2 separate regions of the Homo sapiens genome follow, and region 1 is linked to region 2. Evidence: read pairs that join two places in POLR2A ChIA-PET (ENCODE). Cell type or tissue: GM12878. All regions are shown on one strand. Links, peaks and the distances in the headings refer to the core of each region. The heading gives the core; the rest is flanking DNA. Region 1 has its middle 62 kb from the start of CTD-2154B17.1. Region 2 overlaps ANKRD33B (ankyrin repeat domain 33B).

The links. Peaks named below come from ENCODE experiments on the same cell type or tissue, not always from the same donor. Only the 100,000 strongest peaks of a DNase experiment are listed, where the experiment ranks them.
Region 1: POLR2A ChIA-PET joins it to region 2 with 5 read pairs; 3 of 35 experiments call an interaction of 5 or more read pairs at or near these places.

What each region holds. Positions count from the first base shown.
Region 1 is chr5:10,841,707-10,857,320 of GRCh38, forward strand. No RefSeq gene overlaps it. Among named protein-coding and RNA genes, the nearest start is that of CTD-2154B17.1, 62 kb to the left of the region's middle. In GM12878, for the core only: no CTCF peak of the experiment used is centred there; no DNase peak of the experiment used is centred there.
Region 2 is chr5:10,633,462-10,649,075 of GRCh38, forward strand. It overlaps ANKRD33B (ankyrin repeat domain 33B), which reads left to right. Exons shown (of 4, transcript NM_001164440.2): 3 at 4,567-4,707. Among named protein-coding and RNA genes, the nearest start is that of ANKRD33B, 77 kb to the left of the region's middle. RefSeq lists silencers at 304-393, 1,846-1,975 and enhancers at 644-723, 2,616-2,935, 3,509-4,241. In GM12878, for the core only: no CTCF peak of the experiment used is centred there; no DNase peak of the experiment used is centred there; H3K27ac peaks cover 729 bases.

The DNA.
Region 1 (15,614 bases), core at 5,574-9,573, 200 kb after region 2:
CTGAGGTATTTCATCAACACCAGACCTGTCCTACAAAAAATGCTATGGAGAGTTCTTCAATTAGAAAGAAAAGAACATTAATGAGCAACATGAAATCATCTGAAGGTGTAAAACTCACTGGTAATAGTAAGTACACAGAAAAACACAGAATATTCTAACATTGTAATTGGGGTGTGTAAACCACTTATATCTTGAGTAGAAAGACTCAAAGAACTGATAAAAAATAATAACTACCACAACTTTTCAAGACATAGTACAATAAGATATAAATAGAAACAACAAAAAGTTAAAAAGTGGAGGGACAAAGTTAAAGTGTAGAGTTTTTATTAGTTTTCTCCTTGCTTGTTTGTTAGTTTCTTTGCTTATGAGGTCAGTGTTAAATTGTCCTCAGCTTAAAATAATGAGTTATAAGATATTATTTGTAAGCATTATGGTAACTTCAAATAAAAAATAGACAACAGATATACCAAAAATAAAAGCAAGGAATTAAAACATACCACCAGGAAAAATCACCTTCACTAAAAGGAAGGATAGAAGGAAGAGAAGACCACAAAACAACCAGAAAACAACAAAATGGCAGGAATAAGTCCTTACTTATCAATAATAACACTAAATGTGAAAGGACTAAACTCTCCAATCAAAATACAAGGTAGCTGAATGGATTAAAAAAAAAAGACCCAATGATCTATTGCCTACAAGAAGCACACTTCACCTATAAAGACACAAATAGACTGAAAATAAAGGGATGAAAAAGATATTCCATGCTAATGGAAACCAAGAAAATAGTTAAAGAGGAGTAGCTATATTTATAACAGATGAAATAGATTTCAAGGGAAAAAAAGACAAAGAAGGTCATTATACAGTAATAAAGGAGTCAATTCAGCTAGTGGATGTAACAACTATAAATATATATATGTACTCAGCACTGAAGCACTCAGATATATAAAGCAAATATTATTAGAACTAAGGAGATAAACCCCAATAAAATAATAACTGGAGACTTCAACACCCTTTCAGCATTGGATTGATCCTCCAGACAGAAAATCAACAAAGAAACATTAGACTTAATCTGCACTATAGACCAAATGAACCTAATAGGTATTTACAGAACATTTCATCCAACGGTTGCAGTATACACTTTCTTCTCCTCACCACTTGGATCATTCACAAGGTTAGGCCACTGTATTAGTCCATTTTCACACTGCTGATAAAGGCATAACTGAGACTAGGCAATTTACAAAAGAGTTTATTGGACTTACATTTCCACATGGCTAGGGAGGCCTGTCAATCATGGTGGAAGGCAAGGAGGAGCAAGTCACATCTTACATGGATGGAAGCAAGCAAAGAGAGAGCTTGTGCAGAAAAACTCCTGCTTTTAAAACCGTCAGATCTCATGAGACCTATTCACTATCATGAGAACAGCACTGGAAAGACCTACCTCCATAATTCAATGATCTCCCACTGGGTCCTTCCCACAACACGTGGGAATTATGGGAGCTACAAGATGAGATTTGGGTGGGGACACAGAGCAAAATCATATCATTCCACTCTTGGACCCTCCCAAATCTCATATCTTCACATTTCAAAACGAATCATGCCCTTCCAACAGTCCCTCAAAGTCTTAACTCATTTCAGCATTAACTCAAAAGTCCACAGTACAAAGTCTCATCCAAGACAAGGCATGTTCTTTCTGCATGTGAGCCTGTAAAATCAAAAGCAAATTAGTTACTTCCTAGACACAATGTGGGTATAGGCATTGGGTAAATACTGCCATTCCAAATGAGAGAAATCAGCCAAAACAAAGGGATTACAGGCCCTATTCAAGTCCAAAATCCAGTGAGGCAGTCAAATCTTAAAGCTTCAAAATGATCTCCTTTGACTCCATGTCTCATATCTAGTTCACACTGATGCAAGAGGTAGGTTCCCATGGTCTTGGGCAGCTCCGCCCCTGTGGCTCTGCAGGATACACCTCCCTCCCAGCTGCTTTCATGGGCTGGTGTTGAGTGTCTGTGGCTTTTCCAGGCAAACAGTGCAAGCTGTTAGTGGATCTACCATTCTGGGGTCTGGAGGATGGTGGTCCTCTTCTCACAGCTCCACTAAGCAGTGCCCCAGTAGAGACTCTGCGTGGGGACTCTGACCCCACATTTCCCTTCCACATTGCCCTAGCAGAGTTTATCCATGAGGGCCTCACCCCTGCAGCAAACTTCTCCCTGGGCATCCAGGCATTTCCATACATCTTCTGAAATTTAGGCAGAGGTTCCCAAACCCCAAGTTTTGGCTTCTGTGCACTTGCAGGCTCAACACCACATGGAAGCTGCCAAGGCTTGGGGCTTGCACTCTCTGAAGCCATGGCCCAAGCTGTACGTTGGCCCCTTTCAGCCATGGCTGGAGCAACTAGGACACAGGGCAGCAAGTCCCTAGGCTGCACAAAGCTCGGGGACCCTGGGCCCAGCCCACGAAACCATTTTCTTCTAGGCCTCTGAGCCTGTGATGGGAGGGGCTGATGTAAAGACCTCTGACATGCCCTGGAGACATTTTCCCCATTGTCTTAGGGATTAACACGTGGCTCCTGTTACTTATGCAAATTTCTGCAGCCTGCTTGAATTTCTCAGAAAATGGGTTTTTCATTTCTATCACATTGTCAAGCTGCAAATCTTCTGAACTTTTATGCTCTGCTTCCCTTATAAAACTGAATGCTGTTAACAGCACCCAAGTCACCTCTTGAACGCTTTGCTGCTTAGAAATTTCTTCTGCAAGATACCCTAAATCATCTCTCTCAAGTTCAAAGTTCCACAGATTTCTAGGGCAGGAGCAAAATGCTGCCAGTCTCTTTGCTAAAACATAATAAGAATCACCTTTGCTCCATTTCCCAACAAGTTCCTCATCTCATCTGAGACCACCTCAGCCTGGACCTTATTGTCCACATTACTATCAGGTTTTTGGTCAGAGCCATTCAACAAGTCTCTAGGAAGTTCCAAACTCTCCCATATTTTCCTCTCTTCTTCTGAGACCTCCAAACTCTTCCAACCTCTGCCTGTTACCAAGTTCCAAAGTTGCTTCCATATTTTCAGTTACCTTTTCAGCAATGTCCTACTCTACTGGTACCAATTTAGTGTATTAGCCCATTTTCACACTGCTGATAAAGACATACCTGATACTGGGCAATTTGCAAAAGAAAGAGGTTTATTGGACTTACAGTTCCACATGGCTGGGCATGCCTCACAATCATGGCAGAAGGCAAGGAGGAGCAAGTCACATCTTATGTGGATGGCAGCAGGCAAAGAGAGAGCATGTACAGAAAAACTCCTGGCTTTAAAACCATCAGATCTCATGAGACCCATTCACTATCATGAGAACAGAACTGGAAAGGTCCACCTCCATAATTCAATCATCTCCCCCGGGTCCCTCCCACAATACATGGGAATTATGGGAGCTACAAGATGAGATTTTGGTGGGGACACAGAGCCAAACCATATCAGCCACAAAACAGGTCTTAAAACATTCAAACAAATCAAAGTTACATCAGACATCTTCTCAGACAATGGAATAAAATTGTCTGACAATTCTCAGACAATGGAATAAAACTAGAAATTACTAAGAAAAGAAATTTTGGAAACTATACAAACACATGGAAATTAAACACTGTACTGCTGAATGACCAGTATGTCAATGAATAAACTAGAAGGAAATCGAAAAAATTTTCTTGAAACAAATGTTAATGGGAACACAATATACCAAAACCTATGGGATAAGGCAAAAGCAGTAGTAAGAGGAAAGTTTATAGGTATAAGCACTTACATCAAAAAGTAGAAATACTTTAAATAATCAACCTAATAATGCATCTTTAAGAACTAGAAAAGCAAGAGCAAACCAAACCCAAAATTAGTAGAAGAAATAATAAAGATTAAAGCAGGAATAAATGAAATGAAGAAAATACAAAAGATCAATTAAATAAAAAGTTGGTTGTGAAAACATAAACAAAATGGACAAAACTTTAGCCAGACTAAGAAAAATGGAGAGAAGACCCAATAAATAAAATCAGAGAAGAAAAGGGAGACACTTCAACTGATACTGCAGAAACTCCAGGATTATTAGAAGCTAGTATGAGCAACTATATGGCAATAAATTGGAAAACCTACAAGAAGTAGATAAATTCCTAGACACATAAAATCTCCCAAGATTAAACTATGAAGAAATCCAAAACGTGAACAGACCAATAACAAATAACAAGATTTAAGCTGTAATACAAATTCTACCAGCAAAGAAAAGCCTGGGATGTGATGGCTTCACTGCTGAATTTTATCAACATTTAAAAAAGAACTAATAAGAATCCTACTCAAACTATTTCACAAAATAGAGGGAACACTTTCCAACTCATTCTATGAGGCCAGTATTACCCTGATACCAAAACCAGAAAAAGACACATAAAAAAAGAAAACTACAGACCAATATCCCCAATGAACATTGATGCAAAAATCCTCTACAAAATACTAGCAAACTGAGTTCAACAACACATTTAAAAGATCATTCATCATGACCAAGTGGGGTTTATTCCAAGGAAGCAAGGATGGTTCAACATATGCAAATCAATGTGATACATCATATCAACAGAATGAAGGACAAAAACCATATAATTATTTCAATTGATCCTGAAAAAACATTTCATAAAATTTAACACCCCTTTGCAATAAAAAACCCTGTGAGGGAACATGTGTCAACACAGTAAAGGCCATATATGACCACATATGACAGACCCACAGCTAGTATCATATTAAATGGGGAAGAACTGAAAGCCTTTTCCCTAAGATCTGGAGCATGACAAGGATGACCACTTTCACCACTGTTATTTGACATAGTACTGGAAATCCAAACTAGAGTGATTAGATAAGAGAAAGAAATAAAGGGCATCCAAATTGGAAAGGAAGGAGTGAAATTATCCTTGTTTGCAGATGATATGACACTTGGAAAAACTTAAAGACTCCACCAAAAACTGTTAGAACTGATAAAACAAATTTGGTAAAATTTCAGGATACAAAATCAACATACAAAAATCAGTAGTATTTTTATATGCCAACAGCAAACGGTCTGAGAAAGAAATCAAGAAAGTAATCTCATTTATACCATTTATAATAGCTACAAATAAAACACTTGAAAATTACCTTAAAGAAAGATGTGAAAGATCTCTACAATAAAAAGTATAAAACATTGATGAAAGGAATTGAAGAGGACACAAAAAAAGAAAGATATTCTACATTCATGAATTGGAAGAATCAATATTGTTAAAATGTCCATACTGCCTGAAGCAATCTACAGATTCAATGTAATCCCTTTAAAAATACCCCATTCTTCACAGAAATAGAAAAAACAATTCTAAAATTCCTAAAATTTATATTGAACACAAAAGACCCAGAATAATCAAAGCTATCCTGAGAAAAAAAGAACAAAACTGGAGGAATCACATTACCTGACTCCAAATTATACTACAAAATCTGTAGTAACCAAAACAGCATGGTCCTAGCATAAAAACAAACACATATACCAATGAAACAGAATAGAGCACCCAGAAATAAATGCATAAATCTACAATGAACTCATTTTTGACAAAGGTGCCAAGAACATACCTTGGGGAAAAGACAATCTTTTCAATAAATGGTGCTGGGAAAACTGTATATCCATATGCAGAAGAATGAAACTAGACCCCTGTCTCTCACCATATATAAAAATCAAATCAAAATGGATTAAAGACTTAAATCTAAGACCTCACACCATGAAACTATTGAAAGAAAACTCTCGGCCAGGCGCGGTGGCTCACGCCTGTAATCCCAGCACTTTGGGAGGCCGAGGTGGGCGGATCATGAGGTCAGGAGATCGAGACCATCCTGGCTAACATGGTGAAACCCCGTCTCTACTAAAAATACAAAAAAATTAGCCTGGCGTGGTGGCAGACGCCTGTAGTCCTAGCCACTCAGGAGGCTGAGGCAGGAGAATGGAGTGAACCCAGGAGGCAGAGCTTGCAGTGAGCCGAGATTGTGCCACTGAACTCCAGCCTGGGCGACAGAGCGAGACTCCGTCTCAAAAACAAAAAAAAAAAGAAAACTCTCCCAGACATTGAACAAGGCAAACATTTCTTGAGTAATATCCCATAAGCCCAGGCAATCAAAGGAAAAAATGGACAAATGAGGATCATATCAAGTTAAAAGGCTTCTGCACAGCAAACAGCAAAGTGAAGAGACAACCCACAGAATAGGGGAAAATGTTTGCAAACTATCCACCCGACAAGGAATTAATAACCAGAATACATAAGAAGTTCAAATAACGCTATAGGAAAAAAGCTAATAATCTAATTTAAAAATAGTCAAAGGATCTAAATAGGCATTTCTCAAAAGAAGACATATAAATGGCAAACAGATATATGAAAAGGTACTAAACATCACTGATCATTAAGAAATGCAAATCAAACTACAATGAAATATCATCTCACCTCGGTTAAAATGGCTTTTTATCTAAAAGATAGGCAATAACAAATGCTGGCAAGAATGTGGAGACAAGTGAACCCTTGTGCAGTGTTGGTGGGACTGTTAATTACTATTAAGACTACTTACTACCAATTAGTTACTTTTGTGGGTACAACAACTATGGAGAACAGTTTGAAGGTTCCTGAAAAAACTAAAAATTGAGTACTATATGATCCAGCAATCCCACTGCTGGGTATATACCCAAAGGTAAGAAAATCAGTATATTAAAGAGATTTCTGCACTCCTCTGTTAAGCAGCACTGCTCAAAATAGCCAAGATTTGGAAGCAATCTAAATGTCCATCAGCAGACAAATGGATAAAAAAAAATGTGGTACATATACACAATGGGAGTACTATTCAGTCATAAAAAAGAATGAGATCCTGTTATTTGCAACAACATGGATGGAACTGGGGATTGTTATGTTGTGAAATATGCCAGGCACAGAACTTTGCATGTTTTCACTTCTTTGTGGGAGCTAAAAATTAAAGCAGTTGACTCATGGAGGTAGAGTAGAACAATGGCTACCAGAAGTGGAGCACGAAAAGGGGGACGATTAATGTGTACAGAGATATAGTTAGATAGAATGAATAAGACCTAGTATTTGATAACACAGCAGGGTGACTACAGTCAGCAATAATTTATTGTACATTTAAAAATAACTAAAAAAGTATAACTGGATTTTTATAACACAAAGAAAGGATAAATGTTTGAGGTGATGGATACTCCACTTACCCTAATGTGATTATTATGCATTGTATGCCTGTATCAAAATATCTCATGACCCCATAACTACATACACCTGCTATGGTACCCAAGAAAATGAAAAATTTTAAAAACCCTCTTTATATTATATATAATGCCTAATATATAATATTCAATTATAAACTATACTGCAATATATAATTTAAAATATATATGACAAGATACTATATATAATATGTAACATATAATAGATGTCCTCACATACATATTATATACATGTATGTATGCCTATATATCTCCTGGATTCTGCTTCTTTGATTGAACCCTGATTGATACACATAGTAATTGGATACACATAGTATTCAATAAATGGCTTTCTTCTGTTTCATTTTATTCCCCTCTTGTCACTCAATATTGCACAGCCACTTGCTTCTGGTTATTGCTCACAGCATCCTGCACTTGTTCCCTGTTTACATGAGTACTGCCGCAATCCTCACTAATTTGCAAGTCTGAAAGCATTTTGATGACGTAAATAACCTTTGAATGCAAGCTGTGTCTGAGAAAAACTTTCCCACGTATATAAGAATAGATTTATATCCACATTGGACTCAAATATCCACATGAAGATAAAGGCTTCCTTCTTCCTCATTTCCTGGATGACTCTTCATCCAACTTTTTAGGTCAAGGCGTCTTAGTCTGCTCAGGCTGCTATTACAAAATACTATAAACTCGTGACTTAATCAACAGATGTTTATTTCTTACCTTTTGGAAGCCAGAAGTCTAGCACCAGGGTGCCAGCATGGTCAGTGTCTGTTGAGGGCCCTCTTCCTGGCTTTCAGAGAGCTGCCTTCTTACTGCGTCCTCGCATGATGGAGACAGCGTTCTGGTCTCCTATTATTAGGACACTAAGCCCATCATGGGAGCCCTACCCTCATGACCTCATCTAAACCTAATTACCTCCCAAAGATCCCCCTCCAAATGTCATCACAATAGGGTTTAAGGCTTCATTATATGAGTTTAAGGGGGGCACAAACATTCAGTTTATAACACAAGGTAAGAAATAAATCCAATTAACCTATAAAGACTTCTGAAGGATTTAAGTATTTGCTCATTGTTGGCTGTGTTTGGAAGTTGGCTGCTGAAAGGTATACTCTGCACACGAGACATATATTGGGAGGGTATACTTGAGGAAGATGGTCTCCAGTTCCTCTACAGTGTTAAGGCTGATGTATGTCACTCCTACACCAGTATTTAATTGTACATTGTCCCCATCATATGCTAATTGTGAAGCTTCCTCAGCAAAGAGAAAACCACTGCAGCCAGGGACACTGGTGGAGAATATGCTGATGACTCAGAGTGAAGCATGGCAACTCTTAGAAAAATGACAACTGTATTCTCTGCTAGTGGAGGTACCCTCAAAGAGAAATGTCCTGTACAGCCCAATATATTACATTGTTAGTCTTAGATGTAGTGAGATGCATCAACATACTAGGAATATAAAGCAAGTAGGTAGAATTACTGTTTTCACTCCAGGATCAGGAAAGGCATCTAAGCATCAAACACACTGGGATAAATTGCATATGGCAGTATGTCTCCTGGCTCTGAGCGATGCCCCTTCCTCCTGCTCACACAAACCTCCTTGGCCACAGTTGGTTGGACTGAGTATTGACACGTGACCCATGTTGGGCCAGGTAGATTCTTTTTCCTGCGAACTTGGATTTTCATCAAGAAATACTATGTGTTACTTAAATGGCAACATATCAACATGGCATATCAGAATTATTTCAGGTGCAAGTGGCTGACATCCAGTCTAAGTGGCTTAAACAGAAGAGGATTTATTGACTCCATGACTGAAAAGTCTAAAGGTAAAACTCAGTGGAGGTTTAGATTGATCCAAAGATCTAAAAATTGCAACAGGACTAAGGTTCTTTTTCCATTTCCCGACTGTTTCTTCTGGGTTGGTGCAATCTCAGATTGTGGTGTCAAGAAGGCTACAGAAGCTCCAGTTTACAACTCCCAAGTTTGAGTCCAAGGGGAAGAGCGCATCCTTCATTACCCAAAGTCCTAGCAAGAGTCTCTTTGCATCTCACTGACTCTGATTGAATCACATGTCTATAGCCGAACCACTCCCCATAGGTGGGAAAATGTGATGCTCTGACGGTCGCTCACCCAGAGCTAGAGGTAAAAGTCAAGCATTTAGAAAAATAGGGAAAGCAAAAGTAAGAGACAATCTCAAGCTACCAAATGTTCATTACCTCAATGTCTGGAGCTATGAGGCAGCCATGTTCCACCATGCAGACAGAGAAGCAGAGGAAGCACTGGCTAAAACGAGAGAAAAGACTGGCATAGACATTATAGGGTCCAAGGGGTAGGTTTCCCTCAGCCCCTTGAAGGTTCACTGAAAAATTAATTCACAAAAGAAAGATGAATAGGAGAAAAGGCATATATATTGACTTAATGTGTGTACACGGGAGCCTTGAGAATGAGGCCCCCTTTAGGAGAAGCTGTCCATTTTTATGTTTAGGTACAACAAAGTATGGACAGCCATGTAGAAATACGATTGGAGAAAAAGGGTGTGACCTAATGCTAATAGACTGAGTGGGAAAACCCAACAAAGCCTATCTGACTAGATTCTTCTTGGCCTCTCTGAGCACTGTTCCTTCCTTCTGGGGATGGGGCAGGACCTTCTCTGCAATAGGCATCTTATGATCTACAGTCAGACAAGGTAGGTCCGATAATTTTCTTTATGGCCAGTTTTTATTCAGAACGGGAAAGGGAAAGCTAGCGTAATAATTTTAGGTTTTATGGATAGCTTTCAGGAAAGGAGGCTGTGGTTTCTACGGTTTGCCTTGGGGAAGAGGGATTCTAGTTTCCATGGCTAGCCTCAGGGGAAATTGAGTCTGAGAGACAGGGTGGTAGGAGGTCAGAGAAAAACTTTGCTTCTAAGGCCTTCATGTTGGGGTATTGTTTTCTGAGCCCCAAAGCCATGCAGAAGGAACAAGAGACAGAAAACAGAAAGGGCACTTCCCAGGTCCCTGTGGTTTTACAGGGCATGTTTCCATCTCTTCCTGAGGCTTGATGCAAACCTGTTCTTAGGATCTGTGAGACTCCTCTGTGGCTTGATAGTATGTCCTCTTTTCCTCTCTTTTTCTTTTGTTCCTCTGAAGGTAACTTGCATTGGTTTCTATTACTCACAGGCAGTGACATTAATCCTAGGAGCCCATCAGAGTCTTTACATAGCTCTGTGACGGGAAAACAAATGGAGCATATCCCAGGCCTAGGAATTGTCTGTCTTGGAAGGAAAAGTAACAAAACTGTGTGCCAGAATGTGAGAGAGAATGCTGGACATTTGTTGTTTTTCCCATCAACATCTTCTCCTTGCCCCATGGGGTATCATTGCTCCACAATTCTCCAGGGATGCATTGTGGGTAAAACTGACTCCATGTTTAAGCCAATCAGCACGTTCCATACATCTGCCAGAGTGACTGACTTCCTAATGGTCAGATGATATGAATCCTGCCCATGACAGCTAAGAAGTTTCAGTTCTCATGCTTTTGTTGGAACTGTCAGTGAAACATATTCTCCTTTCCTGTTGGTATGAATGTGAAAGGATCACGGGACTGGAATTATGGAAGATAGTTTGTCAACACATGAGTCCTGTGCATGAACTGAACACCAGGAAAGCATAGTTGAGAAATTTAGACAGGAGCTCCAGCCCAGGGAAGTCATTTGAGCCCTGGATCAAGCTGTACCTGAAACTGGAGCTCCCTCTGGATTCTTTAGTTTTGTGAGTTAATAAATTCTTTTTTCTTTTCTTAATCTGATTTGAGTTAGAGTTTTGTCACTTGCAGCAGAAGGAATCATAACTAATACAGTTATGGGAAGTTATGTTTGAGGAAAGGTGTCAGGTAATCTATAAGATGGAGAGGCTGAACTATAAACAGAGCAGGTCCTAAAACTCCAGTAGGCACGCTTTCTCCTTTTCTTGAAATCATAAAACACTACAATTGACATGGCATATATCACACATTGCCTTGAACTGCAATTACAGTTCTTGTATGGTAGGTACAAATTTCACAACCATAAAACTCCGGTGTGCAGAAATGTAACTTTCTTTATTGTTTTATAATTGAGCTTAATTTAGCTCACAAACCCTCATTTCTGCTAATGGTAGGGAACTTAATCTTGCCAATTCCAGGCAATTCTGTCAGTCCTGGTTTAAAGCTCTGTATCTTTCAATTACTTTAGGATTCCAAGTTCCTCTACTCCTTTCTTTTTCCCTAAGGTGATCTGTGTTCTAGCAAACATGGCAAGGAGGCAAATGTCTGGTCTGGGAGTTGACCTCGGGCCAGTGGGCAACAGGCTGTAATTGGTCCAGGAGAGCTGGGCACTCATCCTTGTTGGCTCTGTCCCCACCCAGTTCTTAGCTCAGCTTCTGCAGATTCAGCCATGACTTTGTCTAGTTCCTAGTTTGGGCTGCCCACATAGTCCCTGGCCTTACATCATGGTCACCTCCCTACCAGGCACACCAGCCCTCAATTCTCAGCTCCCTTTGGCATTCGAATCCAACGTTTGGGGACTTCTGGGTTTCCACATCCTGCAGGAGTGAGGGTGTTGGGAGGATGGGTCCTCTCGGCATCCTGTCTGCCTGAATCATCTCTGCTCCCATTTCTGCATTATAGGAACCAACTGTGATGGTTAATTTTATGTGGCAACTTGATTGGGCCAAGGGACGTCCAGATATCTCACCAAACATTCTTTCTCCACAGTCTGTGAGGGTGTTTCCGGAAGAGATTAGCATCTGAATTGGTGGACTGAGTCAAGCAGATGGCCCTCTCCAATGTGGGTGCAGGCCACCCAATCTGTTGCAGGCCTGAGTAGAATAAAAAGGTAGAGGAAGGGAGGGTTCTTTCTCTGTGTCTTCTTCTGACTGCTTGAACTGGGACTTTGATCTTCCATCCTCAGCACTCGTGGTTCTCAGCCTTCAGACTTGAAATGGAAATCACAGCACCAGCTCTGCGCTTCTCAGGCCTTGACCTATACCATTGACTCCTGGGTCTCTAGCTGTAGGTGGCATATAATGGGACTTCTCAGTCTCCACGATTGAATGAGTCAATACTGTATTATCTATCTATCTATCTATCTATCTATCTATCTATCTATCTATCTATCTATCTATCTATCTATCTGTCAGTCATCTCTGTGTGTGTATATCCCCTATCTGTTTCTCTGGAGGGCCTGCCTAATATAATACACCACCATATGTGGCTCAGGAGGCAGCTTCCTCCTGGATATTCAGGAAAATCAGTTCTGCTCTTGGACCCTCAAGCCCTCAAACCTGCTGGGTGTGATCTCAAGGGAGGGTGCAGGCCTCCCCCTCCTCTCACCTTGCTTGCTTCCCTCCTGTGAGATCTGCAGCTCCCACCCAGGAGGGCTATTGTCCTCACCATGTGCCGTGGTTTGTTGAGCTCTTTGCTCTGGGACCCTCCTGGCTGGCTCTTGATGTTTCTTGAAATACAACAAAAGATCTTTTTCCTCTCACCTGTCTGGATTTTATAAATGAAAATCATGGTCTTTAAGACCATGCCTCCAAGACCAATTAAGACCATGTCTCAATTGCCAGAAATTCACTCCAAAGGTCCAAGTTCCAGAGTTTAAATACATGTACTGGCTTCCTCATTGGGTCAGCTCTTCCCTGCTGCCACAGGCCTCAGACTTGCGGTTTTGCTTTAGTGGAGGAAGCACTGCAGGGCAGAGACAAGGAAAAGAGTTCCAGAGAAGGAAAGCCACTTGGTACTATTTCACAACAGGATCTGGCTCAGTGAGCCACAGCTACTCCTCCAACCACAGAAGCGCCTCCAGTCTTGCTCCCCATGTGGGATGGCCATTGCTGTGGGGTTTGCAGGTTGCTTGACACCTTTGTGGAGCCAAACTCCACCAGCGCTACTGAGAAGTGCAGCTAGTAGAAGGAACTGTCCCTTCCAGCTTAACTATCCTTTTTTTAAGGCCAGTTGGCCCCAGGTGGTCATTGTTCTTTTAGCCTCTGAAAGTTGGCCTCAGTGTTTTATTTCAGTAGCTTCTTGTCAATAAACCAACACTGAGTTCCCTGCAGTGTTGGCCTAGGCTGTGGTGGCCCCTGTGGGACTCCTAACTCATCCTCAGTGCTGTGAGTTGAATGGTCTGCCATAAAGATGTGTTGAAATTCTAGCCCCTGGTGGCAGTGAATGTGACCTTGTTTGGAAACGGTCTTTGCAGATGTGATTAGTTAAGGATCAAGATGAGATCTTGCTGGATTAGGGTGTTGCCTGAACTTAATGACTGGTGTCCTTATAAAAAAAGGAGAGGACACACAGAGACCCAGACTCACAGGGAGAAAGCCACACAATGATGGAGGCAGAGCTGGCAGTGAGGCATCTACCGGCCAAGGGACACCAGGGACTGCTGGGAGCTGCCAGGAGCTGGAAGAAGCAGGGAGGATCCTTCCCTGGGGACTTTGGAGGAGTGTGGCTCTGCTGACACTTTGACTTTGGACTTCTGACCTCCAGAACTAACAGAGAATAGGTTTCTCTTGTTTTAAACAGAAATGTTTGCTTCTTTAGTGCGACTTTGTTCCAGCAGCCCTAGGAAACACTCAGGAACCTCAATCATGACCCATTTCTCTGCACTCAGTCCTAGGTTCAGACACTCTAAAGGCTTGAGACATTGCAGGGATCCAGAGGCTGCTAAATAGAGAGTGGACCCCTCCTAGGTCCCCTTTCCTGGGCTGGTGTCCCCAGCTGTTGTGAGTCTGGGCTGCTGACAGCTCAGACGGCTGTCCTCTTTAAGAAGTTTCCCCTGTGGAACAAGAGCTGCCTCACCCAGGAGGCTTCACAGCACCCCTAGTGGGGTGGGCAGCCCACAGTCAATGACTGGTTGGCATGGGACAAAGGCTGCTCTCCTTGTGCAAATGGGGTGCAGTTCCTTGTTCCTGAGCTCTCTGTGGGGTCAGGCTGAGGGTCCTGGCTACCCCCTCCCTTCCAGTGGGTACAGTGCTCCATCCTCTCTGTGCCTCCGAGGCCTGGCTCAGGTTTGGCCTCTAGCGAAGCTGACCTATCACCATCAGATTGGAACTCCCTGAGGGTAGGGCCTATGTGCTTAGTGGCCCTCTCCTTTGCTGGGTAAGGTGTGGCCTAAGGCAGGGATTCTTAATCTTTAATGTGCATGTGGAGAGCTTATTTAAACGCCTCTTCCTGGGCCTAACTCCAGAAGAGTCTGGTCCCGAGAACTGGCATTTCTAATCAGCTCCCAGGTGCTGCTGCTGCATTTTGAGACTTACTGGCCTAAGCTCTGTGGATTAATGGGATCTTGTCGGGTCGGGGCAGGCCTGGTGACCGAGAGGACAAGCACACCAGAGGTCCACAGACATTTGTTTGCATGTGGGATTTTTGAGGCTGGGCAGAGAATGTAAGGAGTGTGTGTGCAGGGTTGGGAGTTGGTAGGAGATGAAGAATCTGTTGTGGTGTTTTCAAAGGTGGATTCCTGGGCCCAGTCCCCTGGCCTGTGTCTAAGCTCTTAGGAGTGAACAGTTGTGGGTAGAAGCCTAAGGAATTGTTTATCTCGAGATCTTTTTGAGATGGAGGGGTCCCAAAAGCCATTCCATTAGGCAGAAGAGGCAAAGCTTGACTAAGAGAAGAAAATTCTCACATGTGTGTGCCTGCACCTGTCACTGCATGTATGTGTGCGCCTGCACCTGTCACTGCATGTATGTGTGCATATGCAGTCATGTACATATGTGTGCCTGCATACATGCACCAGAGCACGTGCATGTGTGGCCCCAGGCTTGCTGAGTGCTTTCTGCTTTACTTGGGCAAGGCAGAGCCACCACCAGCTGCAGTGGCTTCCCACACAAAAGCTGAGATAGCCCCACCCTGACACACACATGTGAGTCGTCTCTATTTGAATTCTTCCCTCTGTTGTGCAGCAATCTATTTTTGTATGAGAGCCCTAGACTCATTTGTGGTTCCCGAAAATTTGGGGTTTGCTGTTTCCAGCCTTCCTCTCCTGCAGCGCAGCCGCTGTGCCTGTGTTTCATCTCCCTCTGCCTTTGCCCTGCCGATGACACAGAGGGAAGCTTAGAATTCTCCCTGCTTTGTGGTTCTATTCACCTCTGTGATCAGTTGTTTTGTGGCTATAGTTACTCTACTTTGCAGAAAGGGGATTTGAATTCTTTGGATTCTTTGTTCACAAACAAACCAGTGCCAGAGCCACTGCCTCTTCGCCGCCTGCAAAGTGCGCTGCGCTGCCTGCCAGCAGGGGGCGGGGGTCCATCCTCGTTTCTATCAGATTCCCGGACACGCTGCAAGCTCCGGGGTCCGTCCCTGTGTGTGCCTTCCTCTTTTGTACAAGTTACAAAGGAG
Region 2 (15,614 bases), core at 9,658-13,657:
CAAACACTGTACAGAGAATGCCTGTGTGCCTCACACTGGTTCCCTCTGTTGTTAAGATCTGACGTCCGTGACGCGCTGAACACAATGAATGGACGCGTGTCAATTCACCATTATTAACTGAAGTCCGTTCTTTATTCGGATTTCCTCAGCGTTTCCCGGATTTCCTTTTTCTGTTGCAGGATCGCATGTGGCATTTAGCACTCATGGCTCCTCAGGCTCCTCTTGGCTGTGAGCTTCTCAGACTTCTCTTGTTTTTCATGACCTCGACAGTTTTGAGGAGGACTGGTCAGGTACATTGCAGAATGTTCCTTAATTTGGACGTGCCTGATGCTTTTCTTGTGATGAGACTGGAGTTATGAGTTTTTGGAGGAAGACGCCCGATAAAGGGCTGATGGGCCTTGGTCACCTGGCTGAGGTCATGTTAGCAGATTTCTCCACTGTGAGGTTCTCTCCCTCCTCCCCCGTTTCCGTGTAATAGTCTTTCACAGGAAGTCAGTGCACGCAGCCCGCGGGTTAAGGAGGGGGGAACACGTTCTAGCCCCTTGAGAGTGGAGTGCCTGCCTGGATTATTCAGAATTTTTCTTCCAGATTTTTCTATTCTGCTGGGCACCTTTTACACACAGATTGTCTCCTATAATTTTCACAAATGGGAGGTTGATATTATCCCTCATTTTACAGATATGGAAAAGCTGACTTCCAAAAGACACCCGGATTCTGAGTGGCAGGCCTGGGCCTTGAACCTGGCTGTTCTCAGAGCCAGCTCTCTTCAGTACTGAGCTCATTGTCTACACTATGTTCCAGTGACGCGATTTCATTCAAATTCACTTCCTCCCTGGGTCACTTGTGACCCTCTCTTAAGCAGGGTAGGGCTTATTGGTGGAGAGGGGGTGTTCTGGGGTTCTCTAGGTGAACCTACCCTTTAAAAGGGCTTCTCTGAGGATTTCAGGAACCAAGTCCGATTCCATAATGTCCAAGTTGGACTGGGCTCAAACTAGATTTTTTTCTTTTTTTTTTTTGAGACAGGGTCTCACTCTGTCGTCCAGGCTGGAGTTCAGTGGTGTGATCTTAGCTCACTGCAACCTCCACCTCCTGGGTTCAAGCAATGCTCCTGCCTCAACCTCCTGAGTAGCTGAGAATATAGGCATGCACCAGCACACCCAGCTAATTTTTGTATTTTTAGTAGAGACAGGCACTATGTTGCCCAGGCCGGTCTTGAACTCCTGGCCTCAAGTGATCTGCCTGCCTTGGCCTCCCAAAGTGCTGGGATTACAGGAGTGAGCCACTGCACCTGGCCTCAAACTAGATTTCAATATGGCGTGTGTTTGGGTTCCCTTGTGCAAGGAAGGCTGTGTGTCTCATATATGTAAAGAAAAGGAAAGCTCCTTTTGGTTACTCATCATGGTTTTTAAAGAAGAAAGGTTAATACTTATACATTCTTAGAAGTATTGGGTCCACCTTTGATTTCCATTGAATGGGGTCATCTGTGTGATGAGAGGTATTATTCTGCCATCCTGGGAAAACCCGTGGGAAGCAGGGCGTGATTTCTTGGATCATCGAAAGCTCAGGCCTGTAGTCAGAACAAGTTGACTGCATGTTGGTTTTTCTGGACTCAACATAATACGCAGAACAGATCTATATAATGGGTGGTTTGCTCTGTGGACTTTGAGTTTTTCCTCTTTCCACCTGTTCAAAGTGCTGAGGATATATCAGTGCAAAGGAACATCCTGCAGAAGATTGTGACGGACACGCTATTTCACAGTTTAAAGAAATGGCTCCAAAGGAATTGCAATTCATTTTACTATGCCCCTGGTTAAATCTAACTGACAGGTGCCGCCAAGCATTTAACTGGACCATAAACCAAACTGAGATCAAAGGATTCCCCCACCTTCCCATACCACCCAGTTGAGAGTAATTCAGCAGCTCTGGGTACCTGACAGCTGGCCTTAGCCCCTCCCCGCACATAGTAAAGGACGAGGGAGAGCAATGTGGTGTAAATGAGTCAAAAAAGCACCAGCGACTGGCTGTGAGTCACGCAGCGAGGGGATCGTACCCTTTGTTTCCTGCTTATAACCTGAACACTGTTAGACTCATCAGGGCTTCCTTTTCAAAAAGATACATGGTTCCCCTTTTCACATTTGTGGAGAGCTCAGGAGATGGGCTGAGGTCAATGGCGAGCTTGCTCCTCAGGAGAGTTCACCCCTGATTTTGGTTGCCTGTTCCTTCTTCTTTTGGATTGATGAAGAGCAAACCCACAGGATTTCATACTGGTGAGGCAGCAGCCTGGAGTGGCCCTCAAAGGAGGAAACTGGGTTCCAACCCCGGCAGTACTATCCCTCAGGGTGTGGCTGGGGAGACAGAAGCCACTTGATATATCGGAGGGTTTCATATTGGATTTGCTGAACTGAAGGGGCTAGGGGAGCAGAGGCCAAGGGCGCCCAGCCCTGCCTACTGGAGATCTCAGCCGCAGCGGGGAATCCTGGAGGCTGCTGCAGCGTCATGCTCACGTAGTATTCTGTCTGCAGAGGTGGGCTGGGCTGGGGAGGCACCTCAGGTCTCATGCCTGCCCGACCCCAGAGTGATGTCCTTGCCACCTCTCTCCCATCCCAAATCTCAGGCAGTGCCACCCATTGGAAGTTTCTGTGCAAACCAGATGCCTGTGGAGATTCTGGGCCCAGGGCCCGGCTTCTCCATGATTCAGGTGTTCCTGGGGGGAGGGAGGTGATGCCAAGTTAAGGAGAGAGTGCATAGAAATGTCCACGAGGCCCCTGCAGCTGCGACAGTGGGGGCTGAAAGGAACATGCTTGAGTTGGAATGAATAAGTGGGGATTTCTGAGCACTGCGTCATCGGTGCATAAGAATGGGGACTGTGGCCAGACACAGTGGCTCACACCTGGAATCCCAGCACTTTGGGAGGCTGAGGCAGGAGAACTGCTTGAATGCAGGAGTTTGAGACCAGCCTCGGCAACGTTGGGAGATCCCATCTCTACAAAAAAAAATTTTTTTTAATTAGCTGGGCATGATGATGCTCGCCTGTGAGCCCAGCTACTTGGGAGGCTGAGGAGGGAGGATCTCTTGAGCCCAGGAGGTCCACACTACAGTGAGCTATGATCGTGCTCCTGCACTCCAGTGTGAGTGACAAAGAGAGACTCCATCTCTTAAATAAACAAAAAGGATGGGAACTGGGTACCCAGCACCTCCCCTGGGGTTCAGGAGGAGAGACTCGGGCAGATTGCTCATATTCCCAAGAGTTTCAGACCTCATCAGCAGGGGCCTGGATGGAGGTGGCAGCTCAGGGGAGGGTGCAGCAGAGGGAGAGAGGAAGGAAGCTCTTTCCACCAGGTGTGGTTGGTCACGAAGGAGTGAAGTCTGAGCTTCGGGGACAGTGGTTCTCACCTGGGGTGTTCTTGCCCCACCGATGGCGGTTTGGTGGTGTCTGGACACAGTTTTGGTTGTCACAACCTATGCGGGAGTGGGGGTGGTTGCTACTGGCATCTATCGGGTAGAGACCAGGGATCTGCCTAGTGTCCTGCAGTGCACAGGGCAGTCCCCACAACCAAGAGTCATGCGGCCCCCTGTGCCGACTGTGCCAAGGCTGGGACGGACCCTGCTCCAGGACACTGAAGTGGGGGAGGGGGAGATGTATTCACACAAGGACTTATGAGCTAGCCGGCATCAGGTGGCATGGACAGTTGACCCAAGAGGATGCTCTCCCACTCCATTTTGGTTTTCCATGGGAGAATCCTGGAAACAGCACTGTTGCTGTGACATTCTCCTTATTCACCATTAACTGAGAGCACCATGGGCGTGCCTGGGAATGAGCAGAAAGTTAGATCCTTTTTGGAGGTGCAAGGTGAGAAAGGGGAGAAATCTGTGTTCTCTGAGACATCTCCTTACCTGCTTTGCTTTATAGCTGAGGGCCTTGCCTGCGACACTCTGTGGGATGTGTGTGGGCGTAGGTAGTTAGACACACACACACACACACACACACACACACACACACACGGCGGCGGGGGGAGGGGTGGTGGTGGGTAAGGGTGGAGAGAGAGACTCCTGCTTCTGGGTGGGAACAGGGTGCCAGCGTGAATTGGCACTGTCCTATTGCTATGATGATGACTTTTTCCTCCCTGCAGCTCTGGAGCACTTGGAAGCGGTTCTGAAGCTCATTTGCAGCTTTGCATCTGTTTGCACGGGCGTCTCCTGCTGGGAGTTGAGGCTTCCTGCCCTCATTGGCTGTCTGAGGCTGCGCTCCCTACCTGCCCGCAGCGTCCCTGCCCCCCACATCCACCCCCAGTAGTGTAATGGGACAGCTCCTCCCTCGAGTGCTTTGCCGAAGGGGACCTGCAAGAACCCAAAACAGCAGCGCTGCAGCCAGGGCGGTGCCTTCTCCTTTCCTCTGTTTCCTGGGCTCCAGGAGAATTCTGTCTTGGGGTCCGAGAAAAACTCACACAGCAGACCGGCTGGCCCAGGGCTGACTCAGTGTTTCTTTCTCTCTCTAGGAAGGCCTGGCTGGAACCAGCACATTTTGTGGAAGTGGGAACCAATACACGTGTACACTTCTCTTTACAGGGCACGCTATCATCACTAACTACTTGTTGAACTATTTCCCTGGTCTTGACCTTGAAAGGAGGAACGCGTTCGGGTTCACCGCCCTGATGAAAGCCGCCATGCAGGGTCGAACGGACTGCATCCGAGCCCTGATGCTAGCAGGTATGTCCACCTGTCCTGTGCAGCTTCCAGGGGCCCTGGGACACCAGAGTTGCTCCTTTATGGAATATGTTTTGAGATTAATCACTCCCATAGAAACAATGCCTAGTTGCTGCAATAAATAATAGTTTCTTCACTGACATATACTTCTGTAACTATCTGAGGTTTTAAAAAAGCCACAGCATTGGTTCCCTTCAGGACACCCCTTTCTGCTCCCTGCTGAGCTTTGCAGTGGGTGGCACCTTCCCTCACCTGCTGTTTTCCTCCTGCCCACCCGTTCTACACCCCAAGTCCTGTCCATATCTGTTCCTCCTCAGAAAGGGGTGATCCCTTGGCTGTAAATGGCAAGACTGTGCTGTTGAAGGTGGGCGTAGGGATGGTGGGAACGGCCCAGGCCATCCTAGGTCACTGCTTGCTGGTGGGTGGCATTGCATAGTAACGTTAGGAGGTGATGTGGAGTTGCATGTTAATGTTGGGATGTGATGTGGAGTTGCATGGTAACGTTGGGAGGTGACGTGGAGTTGCATGGTGACGTTAGGAGGTGACGTGTTGCATGGTAACGTTAGAAGGCGATGTGGAGTTGCTTGTTAACGTTAGGAGGCGACATGTTGCACGGTAGCATTAGGAAGTAACATGGAGTTGCAGGGTAATGTTAGGAGGTGATCCGGAGTTACATGGTAACATTAAGAGGCAATGTGGAGTTGCATGGTAATGTTAGCGGGTGACGTGGAGTTGTGTGGTAATGTTAGCGGGTGACGCGGAGTTGCGCGGCGATATTAGCGGGTGACGCGGAGTTGCACGGCGATGTTAGCGGGTGACGCGGAGTTGCGCGGCGATGTTAGGCGGTGACGCGGAGTTGCGCGGCGATGTTAGCGGGTGACGCGGAGTTGCGCGGCGATGTTAGCGGGTGACGCGGAGTTGCGCGGCGATGTTAGGCGGTGACGCGGAGTTGCGCGGCGATGTTAGCGGGTGACGCGGAGTTGCGCGGCGATGTTAGCGGGTGACGCGGCGTTGCGCGGCGATGTTAGGCGGTGACGTGGAGTTGCGCGGCGATGTTAGCGGGTGACGTGGGGTTGCGCGGCGATGTTAGGCGGTGACGTGGAGTTGCGCGGCGATGTTAGCGGGTGACGCGGAGTTGCGCGGCGATGTTAGCGGGTGACGTGGGGTTGCGCGGCGATGTTAGGCGGTGACGCGGAGTTGCGCGGCGATGTTAGCGGGTGACGCGGAGTTGCGCGGCGATGTTAGCGGGTGACGCGGGGTTGCGCGGCGATGTTAGGCGGTGACGCGGAGTTGCGCGGCGATGTTAGCGGGTGACGCGGAGTTGCGCGGCGATGTTAGCGGGTGACGCGGCGTTGCGCGGCGATGTTAGGCGGTGACGTGGAGTTGCGCGGCGATGTTAGGCGGTGACGTGGAGTTGCGCGGCGATGTTAGCGGGTGACGCGGAGTTGCGCGGCGATGTTAGCGGGTGACGCGGAGTTGCGCGGCGATGTTAGCGGGTGACGTGGGGTTGCGCGGCGATGTTAGGCGGTGACGCGGAGTTGCGCGGCGATGTTAGCGGGTGACGCGGAGTTGCGCGGCGATGTTAGCGGGTGACGTGGGGTTGCGCGGCGATGTTAGGCGGTGACGCGGAGTTGCGCGGCGATGTTAGCGGGTGACGCGGAGTTGCGCGGCGATGTTAGCGGGTGACGCGGCGTTGCGCGGCGATGTTAGGCGGTGACGTGGAGTTGTGCGGCGATGTTAGCGGGTGACGTGGGGTTGCGCGGCGATGTTAGGCGGTGACGTGGAGTTGCGCGGTGATGTTAGCGGGTGACGCGGAGTTGCGCGGCGATGTTAGCGGGTGACGTGGAGTTGCGCGGCGATGTTAGCGGGTGACGTGGAGTTGCACGGTGATGTTAGGCGGTGACGTGGAGTTGCGTGGTAATGTTAGCGGGTGACGTGGAGTTGCGCGGTGATGTTAGCGGGTGACGTGGAGTTGTGTGGTGATGTTAGCGGGTGATGTGGAGTTGCGTGGTAATGTTAGGAGGCAACGTGGTATTGCATGGTGATGTGTGTGGCAATTTCCGTTTTCTATGCTGTGTCATAGAGTGGAAAATTCTCAGGCTATCAACCTGGATCAACCCCTCTTTGTCTTTTGCGCCATCTTGGAGAACGCACTTTCCTGTTCCCATCTGTGAAATGGGAGTAATGACCTCTTTCTCCCTCACCTCCCTGAGGCTAAAATGCAACAATACTTTATACACTCCTAGAGGCTATCCAGCTTCAATGAGCTACTAAGCTAAATGCCACACAACTAATAGCTTTAACTCTTTTCTTCACTCTGAAATAGAATCAATGATCATCCTTCGTGCAACCTCATCGGGTTATTTTGAGAATTAAATGAGAAAATATGTGTCAAGCACATGTCGTGTTAGATTCAGTTAGCAGCTGACATCTCAGTGAATGTGCGATGCTGCTTTCACCATTACTTAATTCTGTTATTTTAATTTCTCTTTATTTTTGTTCTTGGCACTGGGTTCAGCCAGTCCTGCTTGGCGCTGCAAGTTCCTGAAGAAGTGGATTTCCTCTCTGTCTTAGTTGTTCTGCTGCTATAACAAAATACCTCACCTGTGTAATTTGTAACTGTAGAAATTTATTGCTCACACTTGGGGAGGCTGAGAAGTCCAAGATCAAGGTGCCGGCAGGTTCGATGTCTGCTGATGCCCCTTCCTTCTTACTGTCTCCTCTCATGGCAGAGGGGACACCGAGGTACCCTCAAACCCTCTTTCATAAGGCACTAGTTTGATTCAGGAGGGCACAGCCCTCATGATCTAATCACCCCCTAAAGGCCTCACCTCTTAATACTATTCCAGTGGGTCTGAAGTTCCAGCATAGGAATTTTGGAGGGTCGTCAACATTCAGACCACAGCACCACCCCTGTCTTGGTTATCCTGAGGGTGGCATCAGAGTTTTCCCAGGCATCAGTGCTTCCATTAATGTCACTTTTCTGTTCCAGGACCCCTGCTGGGCTCCCACATTTAGTTGTCTTCTTCTTAGTTGTCCCCAGTCTTCTTCTTCTTCTTCTTTTTTTTTTTTTTTTTTTTTTTGAGACAGTCTCACTCTGTCGCCCAGGCTGGAGTGCGGTGGTGCAATCTCGGCTCACTGCAACCTCCACCTCCCGGGTTCAAGCGATTCTCCTGCCTCAGCCTCCCGAGTAGCTGGGATTACAGGCACCTGCCACCACGCACAGCTAATTTTTGTATTTTTAGTAGAGACGGTGTTTCACCATGTTGGCCAGGTTGGTCTTGAACTCCTGACATCCCGTGATCTGCCCGCCTTAGCCTCCCAAAGTTCTGGGATTATAGGTGTGAGCCACCGCGCCCTGCCCCTCATCTTCTTGGGTCTGTGAAGTTTCTGTCATAACCTGTTGCCCATGACGGGACAGTCTTGATTCCAACCAGTGTGCAGCACCGCCCAGTCTGAGCCCGTCTGTTGTTTTTCTCGAGATCAATCTGGAGTTACAGGATTCACAATTGCTTCAGATTTATCTTTCTTTTTGCTTTAACCTTAGGGGATTCTTTAGTCTTAGGAGATGCTATAATAAAAATAAGTTCAGTGAATGAGAATAGAGGCTTCAAAGATGAAAACTTTCTTGGAAATAAAAAAAAAAACATAATTAAAAACGAGTCCTATCGATTGTACTTTTGATTCAGAGATGATAGTTTTATTTTAAAAAAACGAGATATCAGTTTCAACAGAGTTTCGGCCCTGCCTGCCCTCATCAATGAGAAATGGTTCCTACTAATTAAATGGTAATTATGTGATGCTTTTGTGTTTGGCGGGAGCTTCAGACACTTTTACTATTTCTGGATCTAGTTATAATTGGGCGTAGATGTTTGGTAATTGACTTTTTCAACTGAACATTTATGATGTCAGTCACATCACTGCACTTTCCCATTGAATTAATTTGAACTGCAAACCTTTTTTAGGTCAGTTGCCCTCTAATCGCTCCGTTTGACTGCCGTGCTTTCTTCCCTGGGTCTCCTGGGGGTTTCAGGCATGTGTGACAGCATTTAGAGGATTCCAGAAACACCTTGCACATCTCTTGGAACGATGAGTCTGCGGGCAGTGGGTTTACTGCTGACATTGCTCTTCCCCCATCAGTTATTTGGATACAAATTTGACATTAGATTTGAGACTCTCCCTCCCCTATTCTCCACTTTGCAAGCCCATCCCCCATCACAGTCTAGAACAATCCACGGATTATTGTCTGTGGGATCCTCTAGTGAGTCTCTCCCTGTCCTATACGAGGTACAGAGCAGGAGCTGAACAGAAACAGTCCAGGAACCAGGACCCAGTTTCAAATTCATCTTCTCCACTTCCCATCTCTACACCTGCAGCCTGTCACTCACCTCTCTGGGCCCCAGTTTCCTCTTCTATAAAATGAGGCTAATGATAGCACCCACCGCAGGAAGGTGGGATGCGGATTGGGCACGTTCACAACAGAACAGCCCTCGGGTGCATGCTGGGCTTGGAGAAGCCTTCGGACATGTTGGTTGTGATTATTGTTATTATTATGATTATTGGTGAGTTTATGTGTTCAATAGTTATCTGTTAAGTGAATGAAAAAATACGGTTTGTTTTTCCCTTTGAGAAATATCTTGTAAATGAGATACTTAAACTTTCTTAATGAGGGTAGTAAGCCCCTACCTCAGGGTTTTTGTTTTTTGCTTTTTTGTTCTGTTTTTGTTTGTTTGTTTTGCTTTGTTTTGTTTTGTTTTGAGACGGAGTCTCACTCTGTCGCCCAGAGTGGAGTGCAGTGGCGCGATCTCGGTTCACTGCAATCTCTGCCTCCTGGGTTCAAGCAATTCTCTTGCTTCAGCCTCCTGAGTAGCTAGGACTACAGGCATGCACCACCACATCCAGCTAATGTTTGTATTTTTAGGAGAGACAGGGTTTCTCCATATTGGCCAGGCTGGTCTCAAACTCCTGACCTTGTGATCTGCATGCCTCGTCCTCCCAAAGTGCTGGGATTACAGGTGTGAGCCACCGCACCTGGCCAGGGGTTTCTTAATTTCAGCACTACTAACATGCAGAGCCAGATAATTCTTTGTTGTGGGGGCTGTCTTTCAAATTGTAGGATTTTTAGTGGCATCCCTGGCCTCTACCCACAAGATGACTGTAGCACCTCTTCAGTTGTGACAACCAAAAATGTCTCTAGATGTTGCTCAAAGTCTCCCAGGTTGGGGGAAAAATTGCTTCCCATCGAGAACCACTGATATAAATAATTTAAATGGGAAAGGATATACAAAGTGAGAAGAGACATTTTCCCCTCTGTGTACTCTTCCTCGCTTGTTCTGTATTCCTCCCTCAAATAAAAGTGTGACATCTTGGCCGGGCATGGTGGCCCACGTCTGTAATCTCAGCACTGTGGGAGGCTGAGGCGGGTGGATCACCTGAGGACAGGAGTTCGAGACCAGCCTGGCCAACATGGTGAAATCCCGCCTCTACTGAAAATACAAAAAAAATTTAGCCGGGCATGGTAGCACAAGCCTGTAATCCCAGCCACTCGGGAGGCTGAGGCAAGAGAATCGCTTGAACCTAGGAGGCGGAGGTTGCAGTGAGCCGATATCATGCCACTGTATTCCAGCCTAGGCAACAGAGTGAGACTCTGTCTCAAAAAAAAAAAAAAAAAAAAAAGAGAAGTGACATCTTGTTTAGGGAACTTTTGAGCTGCCCTCTTAAGCTTTGGTTGTAGTGTAGAACTTACGGAATATTTTCATCTTCTACTATTACTACTAAGCTTACAGTTCTCCCAAGAAAAGTGGGTTTTATTTTCCTTTGACAGTAGATGGGTAAGAATTAAAAAAAAAAAAAAAAGTGTTGAATTGCTTCCCCAGGATTAGTGGAGAGCAATAAGGACAGATGTTGATATATTTCTAAAATTCACACAAATATTTTAAGTCTTATTCTTTCCATTTAAATACGTGATATTAAGAAAAAAATAAACCATTTAAAGAAACTAATAGCCAGAGCCTTTCTTTTAGATTGACACTTCAGATTGTAATAAAAAGTATAACCGGGTTCTGAGAGGCTGATCGATTGCATCTTTGGTTTGGCTTCGTAAGGAGTAATGCAGGCTCTGCTGAAGAGCATCACAAGGGAGTTGCAGAACCTTGTTAATTCACTGAAATATTAATGCCCACAGTGACAGGTCTATTTAAATAGGTGGCTCTGAGAAGCGTATCGAGGATGTGATTTTTTTCTGAAGAGAGGCAGAATCTGTGGAGGTTGCCAGGTTCCAGGCTTGCTTAAGGGAGCTCACTTTCAGACCTGAAGTGTGGTGTAACTGCCGCAGCCTTCAGGAAGCAAAAACAAGCAGCAATAACCTCAAATCTTCCTGTGATTCCAAGGCGCAAAGTGGATTTAAAGGACGGCGAGGAACAGAGATCAGAGATGCTCCCGCTGTGGGTCAGAGGGTTGCTCTTGTCTCAGGGAAGCCCTGATATCTCTTTCTGGAAAGTCAGATGATTTCCAACCATATAGAGGTTTCTTTCTGTTTATAAGGAAAACTTAAATTTCCTATGAAGTGTGAATTTGCCATGTAGAATTGTTTGAAGTCATTAGCCAGAGAAAGGATGAAAAGTCAAGCATTCTGTGTCACCTGCAAAGCAAACCTCGAGACAAGGACTTGGGGGCAAGTAGTTTTGAGGGATGGTGGCCCCAGGAAGTGGAGTGAGGGGGCAGCAAGTGAGATTGGGAAGAATGGAAGCTAAGAAATGTCCACCAATGAGCAGGTTCCTCTTGTGGGCAGCTGGGACTCAGACCCCCTGGACCCTCCACTATGAGGAAAAGATATCGCAGAGATGCTGGGAAGTTTATTTCCCAACTCCAGTGCCTCTTTGAGGGGAGATGAGAACTTTGAGCACACTTCCCACCTGCTATGTGGTGGGGGTGGCTTGTCCTCCCTGCTGGGCTGGAGCACAAGCTCTTTCTTGGACCCTGCATCCAGATTTGTCATCCCGATTATACCCACAATGCCCAAGATACAGGCTGGAGGTGGCACAAGGGGAGGCAGTGAGGGCTGGTCCACAGTGGTCTCCTGTGGCCAGGAAAGGCCCCCTGGCAAGAGGGAGACCTGAGCTAGGGTTTGTAGAGTGGATAACATGGGGGTGGGTGGGGGCTGGTGGAGAAGCAGGAAAGGAAGTGACACATTCAGGGCTTCACGCTCCACCCACCTCCTGCTAGTCCTGGGCCTGGCCATGGCTCCCAGAGAAAGCCTTCTTGAGAATGAGTGATGGAAAGTATAGATTTTTTTTTCCCATTAGCACCTGTTTGGAATGTTTTTGGCTGCAAGTAACAGAAATCCTGACTAGACAGTGGCTTAAAGAAAACAGGCCGCATTTCTCAGCTCCCTGGAAGTCTGAGGTTGGCAGTCACCCTCCAGAGCTGGCCCTGGATTCCATGAGGACAACAGTGGTTTCCTCCTGTCCATTTGGCTCCCCTTAGCCTGTTGATCTGTCACCCCTTGATTCCACGAGAATCACCCAATATGTGTTTCAGACAGGAAGCTGCAGCAGCACCAACCATGCTGGTCCCTTTCGTCAGGAGGCAGAACCCTCTTTAGGGCTCAGTCACCAGTGCTGGGTTGCTTGGCTACTTTTAGCTGTAAGGGAGGCTGGAAGAATGGGGAACAGGATTGCAGCCGTTAGATTCCAATAGTGATTCTCAGCTGGAGGTAATGTTGCCCCAGGGGACATTTGGCCACGTCTGTAGACATTTTTGGTTGTCAGAACTGGCGGACTGCTACTGGCATCTAGAAGAAGGTAGAGATCAGGGATGCCGTTAAATGTTCTCCAATGCACAGGACAGCCCACACCAAATAATTACCTGGCCTAATATGTCAACAGTGCTGAGGTTCAGAAGTCCTGGGTTAGACTGATCGTGATGCATTGCCAAGAACTGAGGATGTTGCTGCCTCAAGTGAAATAGAGGATTTTGTGTAGACTTAGAGCACTCAACAAGGCAGCGAGTGGACCCATGGGTGGCAGCTCCACTTTTGTCCACATGATTGAGCCCTGGGCAAAACAACACTGGGTGGGAGATGACGATGCTGGGGGGTCTGCTGGCGAGAAGATGGATACAGTGGCATTTCAGAAATCCTCTGTATTCTCTGGAAGGTATTTGTATAAAATGTTAATAATCGGTACTTATCTTTTATAATTTAATTGCTGTGTTCATGTCATTAATATAACCCTTTACAGTTGCTTCCTAAGGCAGCAGATCCCTAATTTATAGCATGACTCTGATTCTAGGGCTCAGTGGCCTTTGTTCCTTAGAATGTTTGTATTTTCTGAGATCATTTTGAAAAGATAGGTGAACATCAGGACGAAGAGTGCAAAACTTTGGACAGATCTTCCTCTGGTTTTCCATTAGCATTTGAAAAATGTCTCTTTCAGGCAGTGTTCATTAAGATTTTAATTTTATAGTTTGTTCCTTTTTTAAGTGACATGCAATTAATTAAGGTTTAATGTGTCATCTATTTTTTGCAATGACACTTTTACTGCCCCCTTTTCATTTTAGTCAGTTTATAAATTGTACTCTAGCTAATGAGTTCCATCCTGATATCCAGTTCCAAATAATTACCACTCTTCTAATATGGCTATTCTTTAATGTGTCACAGAACTAAGATCCTTACCAGGCAAGCTCAGGTGAGCTGGGTCTGCCAGAGCCATGAGGCCACTGTGGGCCAACAGGCCAGGGCAGTGGCTGGGGACCCGACCTTCCTCAGTTCAGCACACGTTGATCAGCCATCACATGTCAGACTCCTGGGTCTGCATGGGATATAAATGAAGAAGCGTCTGTCGGGTCCGGTCCCCTTTGAGCTCACAGACTAGATAATTGCCCTAGTTCTCCATGTTGCTTTGCTGGTGGAGATATGACTAATGGGACTTGAAATCCTCAATGATTTTTTTTTTTTTGAAATGGAGTCTTTCTCTGTTAATCAGGCTGGAGTGCGGTGGTGCGATCTCGGCTCACTGCAACCTCTGCCTCCCGGGTTGAAGCGATTCTCCTGCCTCAGCCTCCTGAGTAGTTGGGATTACAGGTGCCTGCCACCACGCCCAGCTAATTTTTTGTGTGTTTTTAGTAGAGGTGGGGTTTCACCATGTATTGGCCAGGTTGGTCCCAAACCCCTGACGTCAGGAGATCTGCCCTCCTCGGCCTCCAAAGTGCTAGGATTACAGGTGTGAGCCACTATGCCTGGCCCCTCAATGATTTTTAACAGTATGTGGGACTGAGATTGGACCAAGATTAATTGAACAGCAATTCCGTATTAATTTCTATACTACAACATTGAAATTTATGCAGATTTCATCAAGTTGAGTTGAAGTTTAACTTTGCAATATTTGGGGGCAGTGGGTGGACTGGGGAGATTTATTAAGGGAGTGACTAGTGTCAGGGAGACTGTGTAAGGGGACCTATCAGTCAACCAATAGGATGTGGATATCAAGAGATTTATTTTAAGGAATTGGCTGTGTGGTTTGGGGGGTTGGTGAGTCTGAAACTGGTGCGGTAGGCTCGAAGGCTGGAAACTCAGGCAGCAGTAAGTAGATGCCGCAGTCTTGAGGTGGAATTTCTTTGTTTCCAGGAAACCTTGGTCTTTGCTCTTAATGCCCTCAACTAATTGGGCGAGGCCCACCCGCATTATGAAGGGTAATCTCCTTGACTTAGAGTCAACTGATTATAGATGTTAACCACAGCTGCAAAATACCTTTGGGGCAACACTTAGATCCATGTTTGATTAAATCACTGGGTATTCTAGCCTAGCCAAGTTGACATAGAAAACTAAAACTGACCATCACACCAGGACTGCCAGGTGGTAGGAAGTACATTAGACTGAGGTTAGGACACCCAAGTCTTAGACCCTCTCTCTGTTACTAGCCCACAGCCACTGTGACTGCCATTCTTTTTGCAACAAGCCTTTTAAAAATTCATGCCCCCTACCCACCAGGATGAAACGTGTTGAGCAAACAAAAATGAATTTTTCTATCCTGGAAAAGCCCACCATCGGTTAAAGGTAGACAGACCCCAGCCAGCTAGGCCGCAGTGGGAGAAGCGAAGGAACCACCCATTTCCCACAGTCCAGGACCCATGGCAGTCCTCAAGAGTGAGACCACAGCTGGGGTGCCACCACTTTGCAAGTGACTGTTACTGGTCATATTTTTAGAACTTTCTAGCCACAGCATTCAAGTATGCAAGGCAGCTTTGTTGTCTGGTCATCTCTCCATTGATGGAAAGCTATAGGATCTTATTTCTTTAAAAAATTCTGTAATTTGGCCAGGCGCAGTGGCTCACGCCTGTAATCCCAGCACTTTGGGAGGCCGAGGCGGGTGGATCACCTGAGGTTGGGAGTTCGAGACTAGCCTGACCAACATGGAGAAACCCCCTCTCTACTAAAAATACAAAATTAGCCTGGCGTGGTAGCACATGCCTGTAATCCCAGCTACTCGGGAGGCTGAGGCAGGAGAGTCGCTTGAACCCGGGAGGCAGAGGTTGCGGTGAACGGAGATTGTGCCATTGCACTCCAGCCTGGGCAACAAGAGTGAAATTCTGTCTCGAAAAAAAAAATTCTGTAATTTAGGTGCTGAATTCAGGCGGGGTTTTATTCAGGACAGATAATCAATGGAGCACTTAAAAGGCAGGTTGGGCTGGGCACGGTGGCTCACGCCCGTAATCCCAGCACTTTGGAAGGCGGAGGTGGGAGGATTGCTTGAACCCAGCAGTTCGAAACCAGCCTGGGCCACATAGCCAGGCCCCATCTCTACAGAAAATTACCTGGGCGGTGGTGTAGCCCCAGCTACTCGGGAGGCTGACTTGGGGGGATGGCTTGAGCCCCGGAAGTCGAGGCTACAGTAGGACGTGTTCCCGCCACT